Linked DNA regions of Homo sapiens: all the other regions are linked to region 1. A link is a contact called in ENCODE Hi-C or POLR2A ChIA-PET data. All regions are on one chromosome and are shown on one strand. Each heading gives the region's core, a stretch centred on a gene start or an enhancer-like site at or near the end of the contact. The rest is flanking DNA. Distances are from core to core; before and after follow the strand shown.

Evidence for each region. Hi-C counts contacts between places; a loop is a spot of excess contacts on that map. ChIA-PET counts read pairs that join two places held with the same protein, here RNA polymerase II (POLR2A). Pooled maps may share reads with other maps.
Region 2: a map of chondrocyte shows a loop between it and region 1 (6-fold over the local background). The contact joins the promoter of DYNLT2 here to the promoter of THBS2 in region 1. A Hi-C loop is called at or near these places in 1 of 168 maps with a recorded cell type or tissue (chondrocyte).
Region 3: a loop to region 1 is called in a map of chondrocyte, with 3 times the contacts of the local background. The contact joins the enhancer-like site here to the promoter of THBS2 in region 1. A Hi-C loop is called at or near these places in 2 of 168 maps with a recorded cell type or tissue (IMR-90 and chondrocyte). POLR2A ChIA-PET finds 5 or more read pairs at or near these places in 1 of 52 experiments (OCI-LY7).
Region 4: a loop to region 1 is called in a map of IMR-90, with 7 times the contacts of the local background. The contact joins the enhancer-like site here to the promoter of THBS2 in region 1. A Hi-C loop is called at or near these places in 3 of 168 maps with a recorded cell type or tissue (IMR-90, ascending aorta and chondrocyte) and 6 of 50 pooled maps. POLR2A ChIA-PET finds 5 or more read pairs at or near these places in 1 of 52 experiments (activated CD8-positive, alpha-beta memory T cell).

Annotation. Positions count from the first base shown.
Region 1 is chr6:169,252,404-169,255,285 of GRCh38, forward strand. It overlaps THBS2 (thrombospondin 2), which reads right to left and starts at 1,443. Exons shown (of 22, transcript NM_003247.5): 1 at 1,321-1,443. RefSeq lists enhancers at 5-517, 518-1,029.
Region 2 is chr6:169,750,137-169,753,018 of GRCh38, forward strand. It overlaps DYNLT2 (dynein light chain Tctex-type 2), which reads right to left and starts at 1,436. Exons shown (of 4, transcript NM_174910.3): 1 at 1,203-1,436. The coding sequence starts at 1,322. ERMARD (ER membrane associated RNA degradation) reads left to right here and starts at 1,486. Exons shown (of 18, transcript NM_018341.3): 1 at 1,486-1,527. The coding sequence starts at 1,522.
Region 3 is chr6:169,619,043-169,621,924 of GRCh38, forward strand. All of the region lies in intron 21 of WDR27 (WD repeat domain 27), which reads right to left. Among named protein-coding and RNA genes, the nearest start is that of WDR27, 82 kb to the right of the region's middle. RefSeq lists enhancers at 1-536, 537-1,181. Within about 2 kb of position 1,394, at least 2 of the 41 ENCODE cell types and tissues checked have a DNase peak (open chromatin) inside an H3K27ac peak, as active enhancers do.
Region 4 is chr6:168,893,775-168,896,656 of GRCh38, forward strand. No RefSeq gene overlaps it. Among named protein-coding and RNA genes, the nearest start is that of LINC01615, 270 kb to the right of the region's middle. Within about 2 kb of position 1,442, at least 6 of the 41 ENCODE cell types and tissues checked have a DNase peak (open chromatin) inside an H3K27ac peak, as active enhancers do.

The DNA.
Region 1 (2,882 bases), core at 193-2,692:
GCAGTCCCCTAAGGACAGCTGTGTGGGGCTGGCCCTGCAGAGGCCAGCCAAGAACAGGATGGTAAATGCGAAAGTTCTGGATGCCCAGCTTCATAAGGACAGGTTAGAAAAACTAAATCAAACTCCTTTGACGAAACCAGATCCTACTGTCTCTGCCTTGAGGTAGATTCTTACAAGAGCAGGAGGCTAACAAAGCATCCCCTGCTGCGGATTGTCAAAGGACAGTGAGGCTCCATCCCACAGGAAGGATGAGCAGCCAGGCTACCTGGCCTCAGCCCATCCAGGGACACCGGGCATGCATGGATGGAGCCACGGATGAGCCAGTGCCGCTCACCCCTGCCCCAGCCTCTGCACGCCACACATCCACGTTTATGCTTGTGTTTTTCCAAAAGAAAGATTTCGGTGCCTGTCTGCAGCAGAATGTAGTTTGAATTTGCAAAGGTCTTTTAAAACTCTTTTCGTATGAACAATCAAAGTAAAAGATAGCTTTGCAGAGAGCTAATTGTTTACCGGCCGTCCACCACCAACAGCAGTCTGATTAAACACCAGACTCCTGGGTGCTCAGCTCCCAGTCCTGGGCAGCCAAACCCACCTTCCTTAAGTGGTAGCCAGGCAACCTGCCAGCTCGCTTTTCATATGCAAACTGCCCCAAGACTGTTAAAAGTCGCTGTGTGTCCCGGCAGTCACAGGATTTTCCATAGACTTACCACAAATACTCTCTAGTTATGTTCAAAACCACTTTTCAGCTGCTAATAATGTTAACAATCAGAGTCTCTCTTTAATCTACTAATAATGTTAACAATCAGAGTCTCTCTTTAATCTACTAATAATGTTAACGATCAGAGTCTCTCTCTAATCTACTAATAATGATGTTAACAATCAGAGTCTCTCTCTAATCTCCAGTTACTTTTCAGATATTCCGGGAGTTGTTTCTAATTCTCTCCTCAATAACAAACTCTCATGTGGAATCTTCTTCTTCGGAAACTGAAAACATAAAGCGTTTACCCGGGTTCCCAGGCAGGTATATACATTGAAATAGCAGCAGCCACAACCCTCAGAGAGGAAGGGGTGCCCGGCTGGTGAAAGCACAGCCACGGAGGAAAAGCTGAGGAGCGGCCACGTGCCTTGCTCTTCAAGCGGGCAGTAGAAACACCACGTGAAGAAACACTTGCCATTTAGTGTTAATAGATACACCACCCACCTTAAGTTAAGAATCGAAATTGCTCCTTTTTCTTCTCCGCTTCTTAGAGTTCGAGAACTCTAATTTCTTAAAATTAGAGCACCATTAAATAATTGATTGAGTTTAAGAAATAATCGTACCTGGTTTGCCAAAAAGATGCAGTGATGACTGGTTTCAGTGTTCCGGACCGAGTCAGAAAGGCGCAGGCTCTGCTGGAGCGAGAGACCGGCCCTGCAGTGCAGGATGCTCCGGTGGACGTGGCCGAGCGGCTCCCGGGCAGCGCGGCTTTATATGCCGCTTCTCCTGTGCAGGGCTGTCAATCAGACACACGAGGAAGCACGTTTAATTCATTCCTTCGAAGGAATGACATCATCCCCCTTCTGATCTCACCATTTGCTCCGAGTACCTGCTGCAGGGGTCCAAGTCCAGCCCCTCTGTACTGGATGCCGTCTCCTCCTCCTGCACCCCGGCCCCTGCCAGACAGGCCTGGGAGGAGCCAGACGGAGAGAGGGAAGGCAGGGACTCACTTTTCCTGTCTTCTCTCAGGAAATAAGATGCTATAAATAACACTAGCAAGATTGGCTAGAACTCCTCATTTTGCTTAAGAGAAAAAAATGCAAGTTCTATGCCTTAAATATGTTTCGAATTACTCAATGTGATATTGGTCTTTCTAAACCAAATGAGTGACTCTCAATAACACATGAAATACATCGGTGAGTATCAATAATCAGTCTGTATATTAATAAAGTTATTATGGTCAATAATCAAGTGTATTATGTGACAAAAATGAAATTTAATATAAAAGGAAGTTGCCAACATTTATCTCAGGCAGTTAGAGGACTGAAAAGCTGTACTGCAGCTTTGGGAAAATTCATTTTTACCCAAATTCTGCTTCATTTGCTCAGTGAGGATCCCCTAGAAGGACGTCTCCCAGTGGACGTGCAATACCCGTAGAAGGGTGTGTCCCAGTGGACGTACAGTACCCGGCCAAGTCCCCTTGGTGCACACTTGCACGTGGCCCCATCACAGGAACAACCTGACGTGCAGGCACAGAGCAAGGACTCGAGAGAACGAGAAGCAGTGGCAGCAGCTAACCCCCGCCCCTCCCACACCTCAGGCATCACCCGCAATCAGGGTGCACTCTGCATGGGGGTGGGGGGCACCGCTTCTCAGAGGTCAGGGTGGACGATGGATGCGGAGGGGCTGCTTCTCCCAGGTCAGGGTATACAGTGGAAAGGGGAAGCTGCTGCTCTAAGGTGGGGGTTGATGGTACATGGGGGAGGGGCTGCTTCTCCCAAGTTGGGCTGGACAGTGGATGGGGGAGGTGCCACTTCTCCCAGGCCAGTGTGAAAGGTGGATGGTGGAGAGGCTGTTTCTCCCAGGTCAGTGTGCAAGGTGGCTGGGGATGTGTTGTTTCTCCCAGGTCAGGGTTAATGGCAGACAGGGGAGCTGCTGCTTCTCCTGGGTTGGGGTGGACCTTGGATGGGGGAGGTGCTACTTCCCCAGGTGGGGTGGATGGTGACTGGGGAGCTGCTGCTTTGCCCGGAGCCACCTGCACCTGCTTCATGTCGGCACCTGCCTGTCAGGTTCCTTCACGTTTGTGTGGAGTTGTCAGCCTGGCCATGGATCCGTCAAGTCCTAGTTAGAGAACATTAAAGCGAATTTCTGTGGACACAACCCTTACTGTGTCTGTGGCAGGGGA
Region 2 (2,882 bases), core at 186-2,685, 500 kb after region 1:
CTCCTCATTTTGAGTTCAGGCTCATTGAATTTTAAAGACCACTTCAGACCTCAGATAGGCAGTAAGTTTATAAAAGCCACCCTTGTCTGCCTCAATATATAGAAATTTTTCTTTACTGTTGGTGACCTGTTACTCAGACTCATTGCCAAGAAATACAGCATAGTGTTTGGGAGTGTGAAGTTTTAAGTCCAACTGATTTAGGTTTCTAGCCCTGCTCTGCTCTTTTTCTTAGCTGTGTAAACTTGGCCTGTTTGCTTTTCCTCCTTTATTTAGTTCGTTCTTTCCTCTGTAAAATGTAGACACCAGGGAAACAAGAACCTGAAATTTCGCCATTATTTTGAGAATTCTCTTTTTAAGAGTAATCTTAAAATGTTTTAGGGTCTTCAAAAAATTGTTTTGCCTGTCATCTCTATCTTCATCCTATTATAGGTCCACGAAGTAAGTACGAAGAGAAACCAGTATAGGCCAATTGGACCGAGTACTAGCATACAGGTTCTGGTCCCAGCTCTATCATTACAGCTTTGTATCCTTGGGCAAACTAATTTTCTGTTAAAGTATCAATAAAATATAGAGTCTTTAATACATTAACGGTTTTCAAAGCCTAATCATATAGAAATACCTGTTATACCACCAATAAAACTGAATAATGACCCTTTCCATCAATATCAGTAAGTTTTGGACAGGGTATTTTCAACTTAAGTTTTTTTCTCCTGTACATTCTTCAAATATCCAGACTGCTGATGTTTTAAAAACCCAAAACATGGCACTATTCTGCCTGGTTTATCAAATTATTTTTTTAATACAACACACTCATTTTTCGCTAGCAAAACTGCTTATAATGGCACTAAATACACTAACATACTGTGTTTTAGTACAAAGCAATAATACTCAGAGTACTCTCAGGAAATCCGCAAGCTGAGTAAATTTGAAAAGAAGATCTTGTAACCACCCTTCCAATCGACTTATGTAGGGTTCTATGGCCCTAATTAAAAAACAAGAAAACTTTAGCACTCAAGTCCAAAGGGGACTGCCCAACTCAGTCTCAGGCTTCAATTTCGCATCTGGGGAAAAAAGAAACACAAAAGGGAGATGCTGCCTCCTTGGCTCTGGGGGTGGTGACGGGAGCGGGGCCCACTGGGGAGCGATTTCACTTAAACGGTCGGACATAGCCGTCTCGGGCCCCTAGCAGTCTCCGCACTCACTGCCTCCTTCTCGAACATGCTAGGCCTCCTTTCTTTCCTAGGCGTCACCGGAGCCTGCTGAGGGGTCTGGTTCGGGGTCTGGATGGGGCTCGACTTCACGCCTCGGCCTCGCTTCTCCATCTCGCTCTGTTCTCCAAGACGCCCACCGCCTCCCCTTCACCGCCGGCGGTCAAACGCCCTAGCCAGTCCCGCGAGGGCGGAAGTCTCCCACCTGCGCCTCGTACGGTAGGAAGTGCCCGCCAGGGCTCCAAAGCGCCTGGAGGAGGGGCGCGCAGGCGCCTGCGTCATTCACGCGCGCCGCAGCGGGGCACCGGAAGTTATGGAGGTAGGGCGGGTGTAGGGCCCGGTTCGATCCCGAGCTAGGCAGGGAGTCGGCGCCAGGCTGGGTGGTGCTCGGCTACGCGGAGTGGGCGAGCGAGCACGCGCCTGCGGTGGCCGGCGGTCCCGCGCTGGAGGGCGCTGGCGACGTCGCGGCCCTGGCCTCTGTGGCGGTATCGGACGCTCGGCCCTGCAAGACGCCTGGCGGGCCCTGCCGGCCTCCCTGGGCCAGGCTCGGTTTCTCCGTCGCCTCCTGGCCCTGAGCTGGAACGCGGCGGACGGTCAGGGAGGGCTGTGCGCGGTGGCGCGGGGGCGGAAAGCCGCAGGTCGGGCTCTCACCTGACCGTGGCTCGTTCCTAGAAGCGCAGTTTCCTAGTCGCTGCCTGTAGGGTCCACACTCGGACAGTAAATTTGTGTTCATCGCCGGGCGTGGTGGGGCCTGTGGTCCCATCTACTCCGTAGGCTGAGGTGGAAGGATCGCTTTAGCCCAGGAGGTGGAGGCTGCAGTGAGCCGAGATCGCGCCACTGCACCCCTGTCTGGGCGACGGCGAGACCCCGTCTCCAAAATGATGATAACGATAACTACCATTTTTGAGTACTATGTGCTAGATGCTTTTCATGTGTTATCTGATTACTGTAGCCCTACCAGGTGCAGCCTGGCACCGTTTTATTTCACTTAGAACTGAGATTCCGATAAAGTAACTTTTCCAAGGCAAGAGGTAGTCAGAGGCTGAGGAATGATTCAAATTTAAGTCCAGCTCCAAAGCACCGGCCCAGTGTAGTCTGCAGAGTTCCAGCCCCATAGAGCCACATGGAGGATGCGAGTGACAATCGCCAATCAACAAATAGTTGATGTAGATTTCTTTAGTGATGACTTAATTGTTAGGGCCTGCTGGGATTGTTCGAAAACCAGGGCTGAGAGTGGAAAGTGCAACTTCTGGGTGCAGGAGGAGCAAACAGGGCAACTGATAGCAGTTTCCACATTAGGAAGCTGCCCAGAGCTAATTATGACTGTCACAACACAGCCCCCCCTTAACTCAACACACCAAAATAAAGAGCTTCGGTTCCGCTTTAGATCCTGAATTTGACTTCTTTGCAGGTTTATACGATGGTCTTAGTGTCATGTGGGGTAATTGTGAGGATTTCGATTGTATTTAATTCTCCATGGAAAACCAGTACGGTTTGCTACTTTTTACATGGCAGGGAAGGCTAAACTTTACCTCTGCCCATCTTAGTTCGGAGTGACCCCTTTAACAAATGAAAGGATAACAAGAAAAAAGTTTATTCTTGGACAGAGTACACATCACAAGGGATAAACCTTAATGAGAAGTAACTTGAAATGGTGGCTTAGAACTACATTTG
Region 3 (2,882 bases), core at 144-2,643, 370 kb after region 1:
AGTACACCACAATGATTCACAAAATATTACAATCCCTACTGAAAGACCACATAGATTTGACAGGATTCAGGCTACTGTATAGTCATTGCTCAAGCTGTTGAAAAATGTAGACATTTTAAGCAGTTTCCTAAAGCAAAGACACTAAACCTCTTAACAAAAAGCTAAGATTTTAAAAGAGAGGAACTCTCCTTGAATTGGGAAATTAGACGGTCACCATGTCATTCCAGGAACAAAGCGAGGCACATCTACACAACAATGGCTCTTCACAAGGCCAACTTGTAAAAACAGTCTTCACCACAGCACTTGGAATGAAATATCCTATGCGCCTCTTGTCGACAGAAAGAGTAAAACTCTGTAAAATATTGGAAGAAATTTATTCTGGGCCAAATATGAGTGACCACGGCCCGTGACACAGCCCTCAGGAGGTCCTCAGAACATGTGCCCAAAGTGGTCAGGTGCAGCTTGGTTTTATACATTTTAGGGACGCATGAGACATCAATCAAAGACATTTCAGAAATACACTGGTTTCCCACCTGGGAAAGGCAGGAAAACTCAAAGTGGGGGCTTCCAGGCTCTAGGTAAAAGTAAACATTTTCTGGTTGACAATTGGTTGAGTTTCTCTGAAGACCTGGGATCAATAGAAAGGAAATGTTCAGTTTAAGATAAAAGACTGTGGAGACCAAGGTTCTTTTGAAGCCTCATTAGTGGCTGCCCTTGGAGACAACAGGTGACAAATGTTTCCTGTTCAGATCTTTAAAAGGTGCTAGACTCTTAATCTGTTTAGGATTGGGAGGGCCTGGAAGAAAGAGATCTAGCCATGTTAATAGAGATTCTTCACAGATGCATGACTAATGTGACTGAACTGGTTTTCCCACACAAAGGACAGCTTTGCAGGGCCATTTCGACATATGGCAAAGACACATGTTTTGGAGTGAAATATTTTTATTTTCTTCCTTGTCTTGTAATGTTATGCCAGAGCCAGGTTGGAAAATAAGTCATGATACATAAGGTTAAATAAAACCCATCTGACGAGAATTGATGGTTTTTAAAGCATGACTCCTCAGACCCCTTAATCAGAGCCTAGTCCTCACCCCTTTAGGACACACCTTACCTGCAGGGATGCTGTCTCAGGGAGCCAGCTTGTCCAGATGTCCATCAGGAATGTGACAAGAAAATGAATCTTGGGACCCCCAAATCACTAAGCCAAGGGTAAAGTCAAGCTGGGAACTGCCTCAGGCAAAACCTGCCTCCCATTCTATTCCTAAGTAAGATAGCTACAAAGATAAGAAGCTACAGACCTCCCTCACAATTTGCCCACAAGGAAATTCCTTGTGGACAAAGGACAGTCAGAACTCAAAGACATCCCTCCGAGGCTTCCCTGAAACAAATGCGTATCTCATTGCTTCCTCTCCCCTATTGTTTATGTAAAAATGATGATTCACTGAGCTAGACTAAATTGTGTATTCAGTGGAAAGCTGATCAAGGACTCAAAAGAATGTAACCTTTTGCCTCTTATCTACTCATGACCTGGAAGCCCTCGCCTCAAATCCCACTTTACCTGACTGAACCAAAGTACATGGTACACATATTGATTGATATCTCATGTCTCCCTAAAATGTATAAAACCAAGCGGTGCCCCGACCACCATCGTCAGGAACTCCTGATGCTATGTCATGGGTGCATCCTTAACCTTGGTGAAATAAACTTTCTAAACTGACCGAGACCTGTCTTAGATATTTTGATTTAACAAGGGGCTCGAGGTCCACCCCTCCACCGGCTTCACCACACAGTCCACCTCCTGTACTCTGCTCCTCCAGACATAGACATAGACCTGCTCCTCCTGCACTCTGCTCCTCCAGACATAGACCTGGCACCCTTCCCTGTGTCATGAACCTGCTGCTCTAGTTACCTGGTCAGCACAGAGCACCTGACCTTGTGTAATACACGTGTTCCTATGTAAGAAAATACAATTCTTGAGCACAAGGACTTTGCCCTCACTTCATCTAACTCTTCATTCACAGAACACTGCCAAGTGCACAGCAGCAGCTAATAGATATTTTAAATGAATTAATTAATAGGCACTTTAATGAATACTATAATTAAAAGCACATATACATATGCATACACATGCATGCACATATACATACATACACCCATGCACGCTCGCATATGCATATACACACACATGCACACAGGCATATACATACCCACACATACATTCATGCATACACACACACACACACATGCACGCACGCATATACATACCCACACACGCATTCACACATATACATACGCACACACATGCATGTAGACATACGCACACATGCATGCATGTAGACATACGCACACACATGCACACATGCCTATACATACACACACGCGCATTCACACATATACATATGCACACATGCACACACACATATACATATGCACATGTGCATGCACACATATACATACCCACACATGCATTCACACATATACATACACACACACGCACGCATATACATACACACACGCATTCATGCATATACATACACATGCACGCACGCATATACATACCCACACATGCATTCACGCATATACATACCCACACATGCATATACATACCCACACATTCATTCACGCATATACATACCCACACATGCATATACATACCCACACATGCATTCACGCATATACACATTCACACATATACATACACACACACACGCACACATATATACAGACGCACACACATGCATGCATGCATATACATACCCACACATGCATTCATACATATACACACGTATTCACGCATATACACACATATTCACGCATATACATATGAACACACTCAGGCATTCACACACAGGCACATATACTTGCACACATATACACACTGT
Region 4 (2,882 bases), core at 192-2,691, 360 kb before region 1:
TGCTCATCTGCGGTTGCCTTGTGTGTGTTGGAGACCTTCTCAGAGATGGGGTCATTTTGACAAAGTCACAGAGCAAAAGCCATCACACATCAAAGCCAGGGCTCCTCTGATGCTGAGCCAGTGGTGGGGCCAGGGCTTCTCCGATGCTGAGCCGGTCCCTTTATCCCGTACCCCATCCTCCCTGTGTGAAGGGCATGTGAGACAAAGCCCTTCCAAGTGCAGGACCTGACTCATAGCTCTGACACCTCTGCTTCCTGGGCCGTGTGTGGACAGGCACTGTCTTCTTGAGTGTAGACTGTGTGTTTTTCATTCTTCCATCTGCGACCCGTGGACCTGGGCGTGGGCGATATGGCTGCATTGAGCCTCTAACTGGCTTTCTTATGATAATTATTTTTATTTTTATTTTTTTGAGACAGAGTCACGCTCAGTTGCCCAGGCTGGAGTGCAGTGGTGTAATCTCAGCTCACTGCAACCTCCGCCTCCCCAGCTCAAGCCATTCTCCTGCCTCAGCCTCCTGAGTAGCTGGGATTACAGGCACCTGCCACCATGCCCAGCTAATTTTTGTATTTTTAGTAGAGATGGGGTTTCACCATGTTGTCCAGGCTGGTCTTGAGCTCCTGACCTCAGGCGATTCGCCTGCCTCGGCCTCCCAAAGTGCTGGAATTACAGGTGTGAGCCACCGCGCACGGCCTACAATAATATTTTTAAAACGGCTTTCTCCTATTTTCTTTGGCCTGTCTAAACTTAAGTATCCATATTTCTGTTTTCTGTGTTTGGATATATATATATATATATAATATTTTCCCCATTTTCTCTCATTTTCCCTCAATTTCCTAAAATTTGCCTTTTTCCTTTTATTTTCTTATGACATTATTCTTGTCAAGTACAATTGCTTTTGAATACAAAGTATTTTGGTTTATGATGTTCATGATTTGTCCTGAGATCCTAAAATTTTTGAGGAGAAACCCTTGTCTTCACTTCTAAGACTATTTTATTTTAGTTCTTTTCTCTGCATCCCCCTTAACCAGCTAATAACATTTTGTCTTGATTTCATAATATGATAGGTTTTCATCTTTGTGACTACCATGTGGTCACTTTTACTCACTAGGCTTTTGAACTCAATTTAAACAGAATAACTTACCAGTGCAAAATATGAGGTTAGATGAGTAAGTTGGAATCAAAATTCTGCCATGTTGGGCAAATTATTCACCTACATATTGTGAAGTGTTGTGTTATTTCTCCTTATTTATTCTTATGGGGTCTTATTAAAATCTTAGCATTTGTTAAAGAAAATAATATTCATCATTTAAAGACCAGACGGTTCAATCTAATGAATTTTAATAACACAACAAATTAAACCACGTTTGCCCCATTCTGTAAACAGCGCTGCCTGCTTTTCTGTCCTGGCACAGTGTCCAGGCTTGGCCACGAGGGGGCACTTGAAACCTGCCTTTCGGTGCCTGGTCGTCGTCCCCTGAAGTGAAAAGTTGCCCTTCCGGTTATTTCCCTTCCTGTTTGTCTGCCTCCGGGGTGTGTGGCTTCATTATCAGATCTCAGCAGCTTATGAACTTTAAAAAGGGTAATAAGCCCTGTGAAAACCCCCTTTGTGCACGTTTTCAAAAATGTATTTAACATCCAAAAAGAATGTTATGACACTCACTGTCTCCACGAGTGAAAATGTGTGTGCACATTGTGTGTGTGTGCATGTATGTGTGCATCCATACGTGTGTATGTATGTATGCATCTGTGTATGTGTGCATGCATGTGTGTGCGTCTGTGTATGTATCCATATGTGTGTGTATGTGTGTGCATGCATGTGTGTGCATGTGTGTGCACGTGCATCGCTTGCATGTTTTCTTGTGTGTGCATATCTGTGTGTGTGTGTGTGTGTCCCGGATAAATAAGCCATCAACTAAGAAGGAAACAGGCTGGCCTTTGTCTAGGGCCTGCCTTACATCTGCCGGAGTCCAAAGTCCACAATTCTTCCCTTTCGATTTCTGCCTTTTCCATAACTGGCACTGACCAGCAGAAACAGAAATGTGTTGTGAGGTCACCACCATCACCTTTCTGCTCATCCACACGTGTGCTGGGGTCTGCTGCCGGCAGCGGTGTGGCAGGACTCGGCGGTCTCTTGTGCAGGTCTGCGTCTCAGATGAATGAGGATGAAGTTTTGATTAGATGCCCTCTCCGTTCCCTGAAACTCTGGAATTCTAGGCCTGTCTCTTTTTCCTGCTTCCTTCCCTCCCTTCCTGCTTTCTTCTCTTCCTTCTTTCTTTTCTCTCCCCATCCCACCCTCCCTTTTCCCTTTTTCTCCCCCATCCCTTTACTCCCTAAATGAGTGTCTGAGGGGCCGACCACAGTGCCGTGCTGTGTCCTCTGCGAGTGTGTATTCAGAACTACAAGAAATCACTTTGTTCCTTCTCCTGTGTACTCACGGAACTTGATTCTTGCCCTGAGAAGAAGGCAGGAACCGGACACCTCCATCACCCTCTCTTTTTACACTTTCCAACGTCAGGACAGCACCCTTCCCTCCACTCCCACCTTCAGACTCTCAGAGGAACAGGCCATCTTCAGCTTGCGTTAGAACCTCTCCTCTACAGCCAGGACCCAGGTGTTTTCACACATTCCCCAGGGTTTTCTCTCCAATCAGCTTTGCGCCCCATCCCTCATGTTCACATTCCATTTAGAGAGGAAGCTGCACTGGCCCTGAGCCCCGCATTGCCTGGTGTTTCCCATCACTGCTCCACTGACCTTCCTGTCTCCTGCCGGGACGGTGGCTGTGGCCCCCGAAGCTGGGCTCCTGCCTTCCCTTGCCCCCCACACCCTCCTCGAGGCTCCAAGAGTGACAGGCTGTGGGCAGCCTCAGTCCTCTCCCCTCTCCA